Linked DNA regions of Homo sapiens: region 2 is linked to region 1. A link is a loop called in an ENCODE intact Hi-C map of the cell type or tissue named here. Cell type or tissue: IMR-90. All regions are shown on one strand.

What was found. Peaks named below come from ENCODE experiments on the same cell type or tissue, not always from the same donor. Only the 100,000 strongest peaks of a DNase experiment are listed, where the experiment ranks them.
Region 2: it touches region 1 in a loop (7-fold over the local background); 1 of 110 quality-filtered maps calls a loop at or near these places.

Annotation. Positions count from the first base shown.
Region 1 is chr2:1,673,728-1,678,727 of GRCh38, reverse strand. PXDN (peroxidasin) reads left to right here. Exons shown (of 23, transcript NM_012293.3): 8 at 1,684-1,801; 9 at 4,916-5,000. Among named protein-coding and RNA genes, the nearest start is that of LALTOP, 51 kb to the right of the region's middle. RefSeq lists an enhancer at 340-1,265. In IMR-90, a CTCF peak has its summit at 2,812 (motif pointing left); a DNase peak (open chromatin) is centred at 2,897; H3K27ac peaks cover 1,170 bases.
Region 2 is chr2:1,790,481-1,795,480 of GRCh38, reverse strand. It overlaps MYT1L (myelin transcription factor 1 like), which reads left to right. Exons shown (of 25, transcript NM_001303052.2): 24 at 3,017-3,160; 25 at 3,474-5,000. The coding sequence ends at 3,614. Among named protein-coding and RNA genes, the nearest start is that of PXDN, 48 kb to the right of the region's middle. In IMR-90, a CTCF peak has its summit at 3,098; DNase peaks (open chromatin) are centred at 3,160 and 3,620; H3K27ac peaks cover 1,026 bases.

The sequences.
Region 1 (5,000 bases):
GGGCCCTCGGTGCTCAGGGGGGCCCAGGGACCTGTGTTGCCCAGCTTGGCAGCTCTGCTGAGCTGTGCGAGAACCTGTGAATCAGCCGAGGCCCTGTCGTTTTCGCTGATGCTCCTATGGGTGTTCATTCCAGATGGTTTTCCAAGAAACCGACTCATGGCCTTCCGTAATCACAGTGCTGAGGTTGTGCCCTTGGAGACTTTGTCATACTTTTACTCCTTACTCCAATTTGGCTGTCAGTGATTATTCTTGTTTTTTATAATAGCTTTATCGAGGCATTGTTCCCGTGCCAGACAATTCACCCCGTTCAGGTGTACAGTTAGGTGGGTTTTAGGGTGTCTGCAGGGTTGTGCAGCCTAAATAATGAAGAAAGCAGCGAAAGCTTATTTTGATTTTGTGGTGATGGGGAGCCATGGGAGGGTTTACGGAACGTTGGGATGATGTTTATATTCTAGAAGGAGCTTTCTGGCAGCCCTCGGGAGAGGGAATCGGGGAGTGTGTGAGGGAGGCAGGGAGGCCGGGTAAGGCCTGAGTGGTGAGAACCTCTGTGAAGCCAAGGGCTCTAGTGCTGCAGAGGAGAGAGAAGAGGAGGCACGGTTCCCAGAGTGACGGGAGCACAGGGAGGGCTGGGCAGAGCCGCCCCAGCCTCCTGACCCGGGCTGTGCAATGCTGGGGAGACGGAAGGAGGCAATCCTGGAGGAGCCCTTGCTGACAGCCCCAAGTTGGGTCGAGGGCCTTGGTTTTGGTTGCCGGGCAGAATGGCAGCACTGAGCAGAGCCATCTCCGCTGCACACACACACACACTCGTACCCGTGCTTGTGTCCGCCCCACTGCAGGCACTCACTTGTACACACCTGTGTGTGGTTGTGTTTTTCTTCTCGTGATGCTCACAGAATGTACATGGAGACAGATTCGCACACTGAGGTGACGAGGCAGAGATGGAAGCCTAGGCCTGCCCTTGGTGTGGTTCCCTCATGGCTGCTGAGGGGAGCCTTAGAGAAGGCCGCTCCCTGTGCGGGCCTGGAGCTCCGGAGCAGCCACCAGGGACGGGAGCCTGGGAGCCGTCAGCCCTCGAGGAAGGCCTGGGAGCCGTCAGCCCTCGGGTGGCCCTCGGATGGCCCTCGGAAGCCATGTGGAGTCACGGGCACGCAGGAGGCAGGAGAGGCCATTCTCCCCTTGCCCAGGGTGGAGGGTGAAGGGCGGGGCAGCTGTGGAGGAGGGAGGCTGGGAGTTGCTCCAGCTGTGGTGTCTGCCACCTGCCTGTGCTTTTAGAGGCTTATTCTTTCAGGGACGCTTTAGCTACAGAGTACTATTTTTTGTCTTTTCTTCAGTGAAAATAGCGACCCGTGGCGTATCCACTCCGCACAGGTGTTTGGCTTTCCCAGAGGGCCTCGAGGGGACGCCGAAGGCTGTCATTTGGGGCTGTCTGCCCAACTCTGAGCCAGCCTGTCTCTAGGGTGCTCAGAACATGGCACCCTGAGGCATAGACATCATGTAGATCCGCACCATAGACGGGGCTGTAGAGAAGCCAGTCTGGCACTTTTGTGGGGGATGTTTGTGGCTGAATTACACCTTTGGGCATCTGTGGTTTCCTTTTGGACACAGAGAACTCAGCGTGTGTTGTCATTTATTTTCATGTCATGGTTTAGACTAAAAAGGTTTCCATTTTCTGGTTGGGCACAGAAAGGCCCCGGATCACCTCCGAGCCCCAGGACGCAGATGTGACCTCGGGGAACACCGTGTACTTCACCTGCAGAGCCGAAGGCAACCCCAAGCCTGAGATCATCTGGCTGCGAAACAAGTGAGTTGGGGCCAAACAGAAATGCCCCTGTGCATCTCTCGGAGTTACACTCAGACACCCAAACCACACCTCACTCCCCACCAAGGCCCACGTCCACTTTTCCTCCTCCACGTAGGGAAAAGTACAAAGGAGAAACTATTTCTGCTCCTTTTCCGGTCTTACATGGCAGGGGGTGTGACGACGTTTCTGCCAGGCTGGGGCCCCTTCCCCACTCTCTCCTGGGCAGCACAGGGGTGCCCTGGCTGGGCAACGCGTCACTGCGGCCCTTCCCGGTGGGAGGGAGGGAGAGCATGCTGGTTGTTCTCTCCCTGCCTGCTGACGTCTGGCAGCAGCCTGTTTGCTCTGGTCACTGTTGTTGGCAGCCTTGACCTGGGGCATTGTGACCAACCTGAGTGGGTGCGGGAGGGGCCCTGACCTCTGCTGGGACGGCGTCCTCAGGAGCCTGGAGCGCCATGCAGCTGCTGACACAGGTTCGCTCAGCTCCCGTGTGGATCTAACTTGTCTCCCAAACAAAGGAAGTCTTCTCTTGTGTCCACAAACATGCTGTGGACCTGTTAAGGCTAAGACGGCCCTGGCTGCGGCTGTCAGGGTGACGGAGGGAAGTCCTACCGCTGACCATTACATGCGTCCTGGCAGCGAGCCCCACCTGTGAGCCAGGTGTGGGGAGCACCCCTGCGCTGCTGGGGTTTGTGAGCTGGGGCTGTGTTGGTTAAGGAGTGATGGAGTCTAGGGGGAAGAGATGGGAGGAGGTGAAAGGCGTGCAAGGGGGGTGGGTGGGGCAGGACCTGGGTGCAGGGGCAGAGAGGCCTAGGTGGGAATGAGGTCAGATTGCCGGAAGGCACCTGGGGCCAAATCACTGAGGGTCCTAAGTTGGAGTGGAGCACTTTCAAAGTGACCTTTTGAAAGGAATCCTTAAAAGAAAATCCTGAAGTAAAGCCACCATGTCCTACCTTCTCCCATCTGCCTGCGTGAGGACAGCTTCTGAAGGAGCTCCTCCTGCCGGCCCAGCCCCAGCACTCCTGCGCTGCTCCTCTCTGGCCATGTTTAGTCATGAGGCAGCAAGAGGGATGCGTCTGAGATGTGAGCCCTGTGATACTCGGGCTCAAACTGAGTCATTGTTTGATACTCGGGCTCAAACTGTGATGAGGCACAAACTGAGTCATTGTTCCAGACTCCAGAGGCAAACCGGGCTGGGCTTGGCTCTCGGGCAAGGTGGTGTTTATAGAAGAGATGGACAGGAGCAGGGAGCTGGCCATCCCCAGTGGTCAGGAACAGAATGGGAAGATGTGTTCATGCTGAAGAGGACATGGGAGGTTTGTTCCAGCTCTAGATTTTGTTATCCTCATGACTGAAAAGTCATATTGACCTTGGCTGCAGTGCCGGACAAGGAGCCTGTAAGGTGCAGTCACTCTCTTCACAGCTTTTGTCTTGGATGGCTCCCAAGTTGATGAGATTTAAAATCCAGAGAACACTGGAGGAATTCTGCAGTATTATGTTGTGTGCATTTAAAAGTCAGGGAAGCATAAATTTGGCCCCAGTCCATCACACCTACATTTTATATACGAAAAAATTGATGCCCGCAGTTGAAATCTCACAGCTAAATATGGCAGAGCTAGAGCCAAAGCCCTGAGGCCTGGTGACCTGTGCTGGGCTCTGCCCTCCACCAGCTCGAGTCTCACCTGCCGGCTGGCCTTACCTAACATCCAGAGTCACCTGCAGGCCACCCTCACCTGCTGGCTCGCCGTGTTTCTGGTGGGGGGGATTGGGCCACATCAGAGAGAGTCTTGTTTATGGGGCCTAAGCTGACATTGCTTCCATCCAGCAATCCCTGTGGGTAAGGACAGATTGCAAGTTGGGGGATTGGTGCCAGGCGAGGAGAGCATGAGGAAGATTTGGGAGAAGGTGGGCGTTGGTCTTTCGAGTGTTCCCGACGGTTTGGCTGCGCGCTGGCAGGTTTCTGAGGGCGGTCATGGGGAAGTGCTTTTGCACAGTGCTGGTGCTGCTCCTCCTGCATGAGCGACCCAGCTTGGTCCAGGCTGCACAGGCTCCTTAGGAAACTCGCGTGGAAGGTGATGAATCTCGTGCACTGAGGAAGTGGGTTTCTGTTTCACAGAGGTCTTGTCTGTCTTGGTGATCTGCAAGTAGGAGTTCTCTGTAGGCCCGTCTGCATTCTCAGAGGGCTCCGTGCCTGGCTGTTCTTACTCTGTCCTCACACTTGCCATAGACTGGGATCTCAGTGGCATCCAATGTCACCTCTCTCCTCTTCACCTGCTTCTGCATAAAGGGAACTAAAGTGAAGTTACAGGTGGGGTGAGGGTGAGAGGCGGCAGGACTGAGCGTTGGGGTAAAGGTTGCAGCTTTTCTTGGCTGCCCGAAGTGTGTGTGATGCAGCATGGCCCCAGGGGAGGTCCTTGCTGCCCGAGGACTGGCCAAGCCATGCAAAGGTGGGGTCACCTGTGTCCTGGCCTCTTCGTGGTGCAGTGCCACAGGTTCCTCCCAGATCCCAGAGGGAGGCCAACCAGCAGCTTGCAGGCACTGTTTGTTAAAATACAGATAGAGAGGTCTGGCGCACACCTGCAATCCCAGCACTTTCGGAGCCCGAGGCAGGAGGAGCGCTTAAGCCCAGGAAGCTGAGGCTGCAGTGAGCAATGGTTATACCGCTGCGCTCCAGCCTGGGCTGCAGAGTGAGACTCTGTCTCTAAAATAAAAAAATAAAATACACATAGATACAGCTCTGGCTTTTAGTAATGTAAAAATGTTTCTACCCTTTTTAGTTAATTCACCAGAAACGAAAGAAAATGTTTCCTTGGAATTTTTTCCGTTTTGTTCATTGCTTTCTCCTTTGGAATTAGAAACACTTTAAAACATGTAGATAGATTGAACACGTGAATACTAAGGATAAGTACCTGAGTGAATGAGATGTGCAAATACACGGTCCCCTTTTCAGAATTGCCTGTTAGGTCAGGGCTGCCAGGAAGGAGGAGACCCTGGAAGGTGAGCTGTTCCTCGCACAAGTTGTGCCTGCTGCAGGGCTGGAAACCCCTGTGCTGGGGATGGGTGAGGTACGTCTTTGTGCTTTCAACACTTGACCAGACCATATTTCTGTCTTTGTAGTAATGAGCTGAGCATGAAGACAGATTCCCGCCTAAACTTGCTGGACGATGGGACCCTGATGATCCAGAACACACAGGAGACAGAC
Region 2 (5,000 bases), 120 kb before region 1:
CCCTCCCCAGCCTGCTCAGCCCCATCCTCGGAGGAGGCCTGGCGTATGAGGGCCTGGGCGGAGCCCCTACATCACCTTTCTCAGCAGTGCTGTCTCCCATGACCGCCGCAGCGTGCTGGCCAGCTCCAAGACGTTCTGAGAGGGCTCCCCTTTACTCTGGGCCCCTAAGGCTGGGTCAGAGGCCCCAGGAATAACAAATGTCTTCTCACTGCAAACATGCCTCACATCTCAGTGTGAGTTGATGTTGTGGGCAAGGAGCATTACTCCCATTTTCCAGAAAAAGAGCCCACAGTTTGTCTGGCTAGGATAGTAAGGAACGGGCAGCAGTGACCCTGAGACACTCAGCTTCTTGCCACCCTGGAGGAAGGCTCAGGGAAGCAAACGTGTGTCCACGTGCAAGAAGCCCGGGGCCCTTCGTGTGTGGGCTGGAGATGCAGGAGATTCAGGGGCCACGGGGGATGCACTTGAGGGAGGTGAGGCTGCAAGACCTGGCAGATACCCGTCGGTTCTGGTTTTGGGTCTCCAGACATTCTCTCTGACCCTGGACGGGGCTCACCAAGCAGCCTGGTTCAGGAGATTATCATTTTGGCCAGGGCTTTGATGGGATGTTTGTTCAAACTGCATATTTTGTTCCACAGCTAAGCAGATTTAACACAATGAGATTTGTTCCATTTTGAGAAAAGCAAAGCATTTATAAGCATGGGAGCCCCGCCACCCCCATCCCAGCCACAGACCCGGGTAGCACGGGAAGGAACAGCCTAACTCCTGAGTCTCACAGAGATTCCTGAACATAGGAAGATATCTCTGCCTCTGCAGAAGGGGCTAGACTTTCCAGCAGAGAACATAAGTTGAAGGAGGAATGGATCTAAAATGTGTCCCCAAGAATTTTGCTGGGGACAATGAGACAGGGTGCCGCCCCTGCCTTGGTCACCCCACAGGCTGCTTCTCCGCTAAGCCGGGGGAGCAGTTGGACTTCCGTTTACTCTGGGCCCCTAAGACCAGATCACAGGCCCCAGGAATAACAAATGTCTTCTCACTGCAGACACACTGCACAGCTCAGTGTGAGTTCATAATGCAAGGAGCATTATTCCCATTTTCCAGAAAAAGAGCCCACACTTTGCCTGGCTAGGATAGTGGAATAGCCAGAAGCACCTCTGAGATGCTCAACCAGAGGCGAGCTGGGCTGGGCTCATCCAGGAGGGCCCGCTGAGGGCCAGCGATGGCGAGGCCTCTGCAGGGTTCCCTGAGCACAGACAGGAGGGGCCGAGGGGCCTGTAGCAGCCACCGTCTAGGAAAGCCACCAGATGCAAAGGGCAGGAGCCGCCCTCTGCTCAGGGAAACTGCAGAGGTGCCCATCCTGCTGCTGGCCTTCCCCCTGCGTGTACCTTTTTAAAAACCTCGGGACCTGGGCCATGACGCCTCATTCTAGATTAGATTCCGTCATAGAAAACCTACGTCTGCTTACACTGACATCATCTCTAGTAAGGTCCCAGCCACAGCTGCCACCAGCTGTGAGTGCAGGCACGTGGCCACCCAGGAAGGGCTACAGAACGCTCTGGAAGACAAGCACCGGGCACGCAGCCCTTCGAGGCCCACCCAGGAGTCGTGGGAGGGCAGGCATCCACTCCTGAGCCTGCAAGGGGGCGGCTGGGAGGGGAACATTAATTTGATAAATAACCCCAAAGAACACGAATGAGAAGGTCACCCAGGACGTGCATGGAAATAAATCTGTGTGATTTCAGTGTGTTCTCCACAGGGGACCGTCCCTGCAGGAATGGTGGGGGCTGCGATTCCTTCCAAGGAGAAGGCCGGCCCTCCCCACTTCATCCTGGAGGGCGCCTCTGAGGTGCTTCAGTTTTCTAACAGAGGGTCTGGGCCTGAGGCTGGTGACTGGGAGAACCCGGGATTTGACCCAGTACAGCCAAGGGAGGGCCAGAACATAGGAGAAGGCAGGGCCGACAGGGAGAGGAGGAGAGACTCTCGTGAGAGGACTTAGGAATGACACGTCAGGGAAGGAGAGGAGCGGGCAGGCCAGGCAAGCCAGCCCTGGACTCTGCGGGTCGGCCCGGTCTTCCAGGAAGAAGCCCCAGATCATGCACGGCAGAGGCACCCTTGGGTGCCCAAGGCAGACACCCCCATGGGCAGGGCAGCTCCCCGCCTGCTGCGTGTGAAGCTAGTCCTGTGCGGTTATAGGCAGAGGCCCTGAACTCAAGCCCCTTGACCTTGGTGATACTTAAATTATCTCTGGAATATGCGAGGAAGGGTCCGTGGTGGGCCTTTTTCCTTAGAGAAATGCAGGAAGACCACCCTGTGGGCACAGTGCCAGCCTGGTGCCATCTGAAGACACAGTGACACCTCCACACAGAAATGAGCATTGGAGGACTTAGCTGTGGCAGAATTTTATTCAGGCTAGAAAGGAGAAGTATTCGCATCAAGCCCCCTACACACTGCAGTCCCATCAGGCCGGCTGAGAGAACAGGATCGCGCAGGGAAACAGTCTCAGCTCCCCAGTTGTCAAGTGCAATGAATCCAAAGCATAGGCAGCAGGTCCTTCAATGACAAGCTATCACCACGGAAGCCTTTTTCTTTTCCTTTTTTTTTTTTTTTTTGTGAGACGGAATCTCGGTCTGTCACCCAGGCTGGAGTGCAATGGTGTGATCTCAGCTCACTGCAACCTCCGCCTCTCGGGTTCAAGCTATTCTCATGTCTCAGTCTCCCGAGTAGCTGGGATTACAGGCGCACGCCACCACGCCCAGCTAATTTTTGTATTTTTAGTAGAGACAGGGTTTAACCACGTTGGCCAGGCTGGTCTTGAATTCCTGACCTCAAGTGACCTGCCTGTCTTGGCCTCCCAAAATGCTGGGATTCCAGGCGTGAGCCACGGCGCCCGGCCCGAAGCCTTTCTCCTTCAGCGAGAGGCCCCTTCTTCGCACCCAGTAGACTGTGGCCCCCGGCAACGACCACGCGCTCCTAGGTCCTCCTGGTGTTACATGTCACGCACACTTGTGCGTTTCAGATTACCACGATGGAGAGCAACCTGAAGACCATCGAAGAGGAGAACAAAGTGATTGAGCAGCAGAACGAGTCTCTCCTCCACGAGCTGGCGAACCTGAGCCAGTCTCTGATCCACAGCCTGGCTAACATCCAGCTGCCGCACATGGTAAGTGACTGAGCACGCAAGGCAGGAATGTGGAGTCCTCCACAGCGCACAGCCTAAAGTAGATGCCGTTTTTATCGTTATTTTCATGGTTCTTCAGCCTTTGGCAAATGTTTGTGGTTACCACCCCGAAACCATACCATTAACTGCTAGAAACATGGGCGGGGCTGACCCCAGAAACTTAAGTGTGCTCTGAGCCGGCCTTTGAAATAGTATAAAACCAGGGGCACTATGCTATGATACTATTTTATGCTTTTGTAAATATACTATTAAGAAAATAAAAGTTGTATATGAACTACTATTTAATATCTCGTAGGATCCAATCAATGAACAAAATTTTGATGCTTACGTGACTACTTTGACGGAAATGTATACAAATCAAGATCGTTATCAGAGTCCAGAAAATAAAGCCCTACTGGAAAATATAAAGCAGGCTGTGAGAGGAATTCAGGTCTGAACAGCTGCTGTAGTGATGAAACTCTTGCTTAAAAAGGATGCCTCTTGTTTTTTGCTGCTGTAACTTACCAGAAAGTGTTCTATATTTATTTCTGTTTGAATTTGAAACAGTGTTATGCTTACAAGACTTCATAATGATTTTATGTCTTGCTTTAAAGATAGTACCTGCAGAATAGTTTTTGAATACACCCACATTTTGTACGTTTCCATGTAAGCTGACATAGTGTTCTGCCATGTAATGTTTATAGCTGCTGATGTATGCACATTTGGGGGTATATCTATTTCTGAAGAGGTAAGCTGATCAAAATAAATAGAGTGTAAATTCTTTTTAATGCTTTAGTGATTAAATGTTTTAGTATTTTGAACTGAAATGGACACACAAACACACACACGCACACACAGACCCACAGCTTTGAATGATCATGTTGTGGCTGAGCAGCCGCTTTTTAGACGTTATCATTTTGCCTCATGTTGGAGGACTTTATGGAATTTAAGAAATACATTTTGTGTGCATATTGTTTCATAGCAAGAATTCGTTGCAAAAATGCTTTATTTTTGAACAATGCTTGGAAATATTATGTGACTTTTTTGTTTGTTTGTTTTAGGAGGATGGTGTATGGTGGGGGCAATAAATGAGGTTTTTTGCATTCCAAGGAAATGGCATATGGATTAACTGTAAGAAATGAAATAAGTAATTTATTGTAAGACAACATCAAGCCATGGAAACTTGGCAGAAGATTCAAAGCAGCTTAAACAGCACTTTTAAATTAACTCCTAAGCGTTACATGGTTGTGACTATGGAAACTCCAGTTAAGACAGGATCTTATCAGAGGTGGACAACGTGAAGATTTCCTTTTCCATTTTCAATAAACTTTGGAACAACCTTCTCGTATCTCCCCTAGAGTTTCGTGCCCCTCTGAACTGTCTGTTATTGCAATGTAGTTTATCAACAGAATTTGTGTGTTTTCGATTTAAGCTAAAAGATAATTTAAGAACATTTATTTCCCCTTTTCACTTTAAAAAATTATGATTATTCCTATTATTGTTATGAACCTTCTTATTTTACATTTGAGGGATAAAGGCAAATGATTTGTGAGTCTTCTAGTTACTGGACCGAGTTTTCTGCTGGATCTGGTGGGAAGGCAGCTCGGTAAAGTTTCCCTCCTGCTCCCCCCGCCCGACTTTGACTCTGAATCAGCATTTGGTCCTATTCAGAGGACTCTTACCACGACGTTTCTGTTCTACACTTGGGTGGAGACCAGTTGACCATAGAGCATTTGCAGAGCCTCATTGTTTGATTTCTTGTGACTATTCTAAGAATGAATGCAATCAGATTTTAAAAGTAACTAAATATACTTCAGCACTTTTTTGCTTTAAACTAGATCAT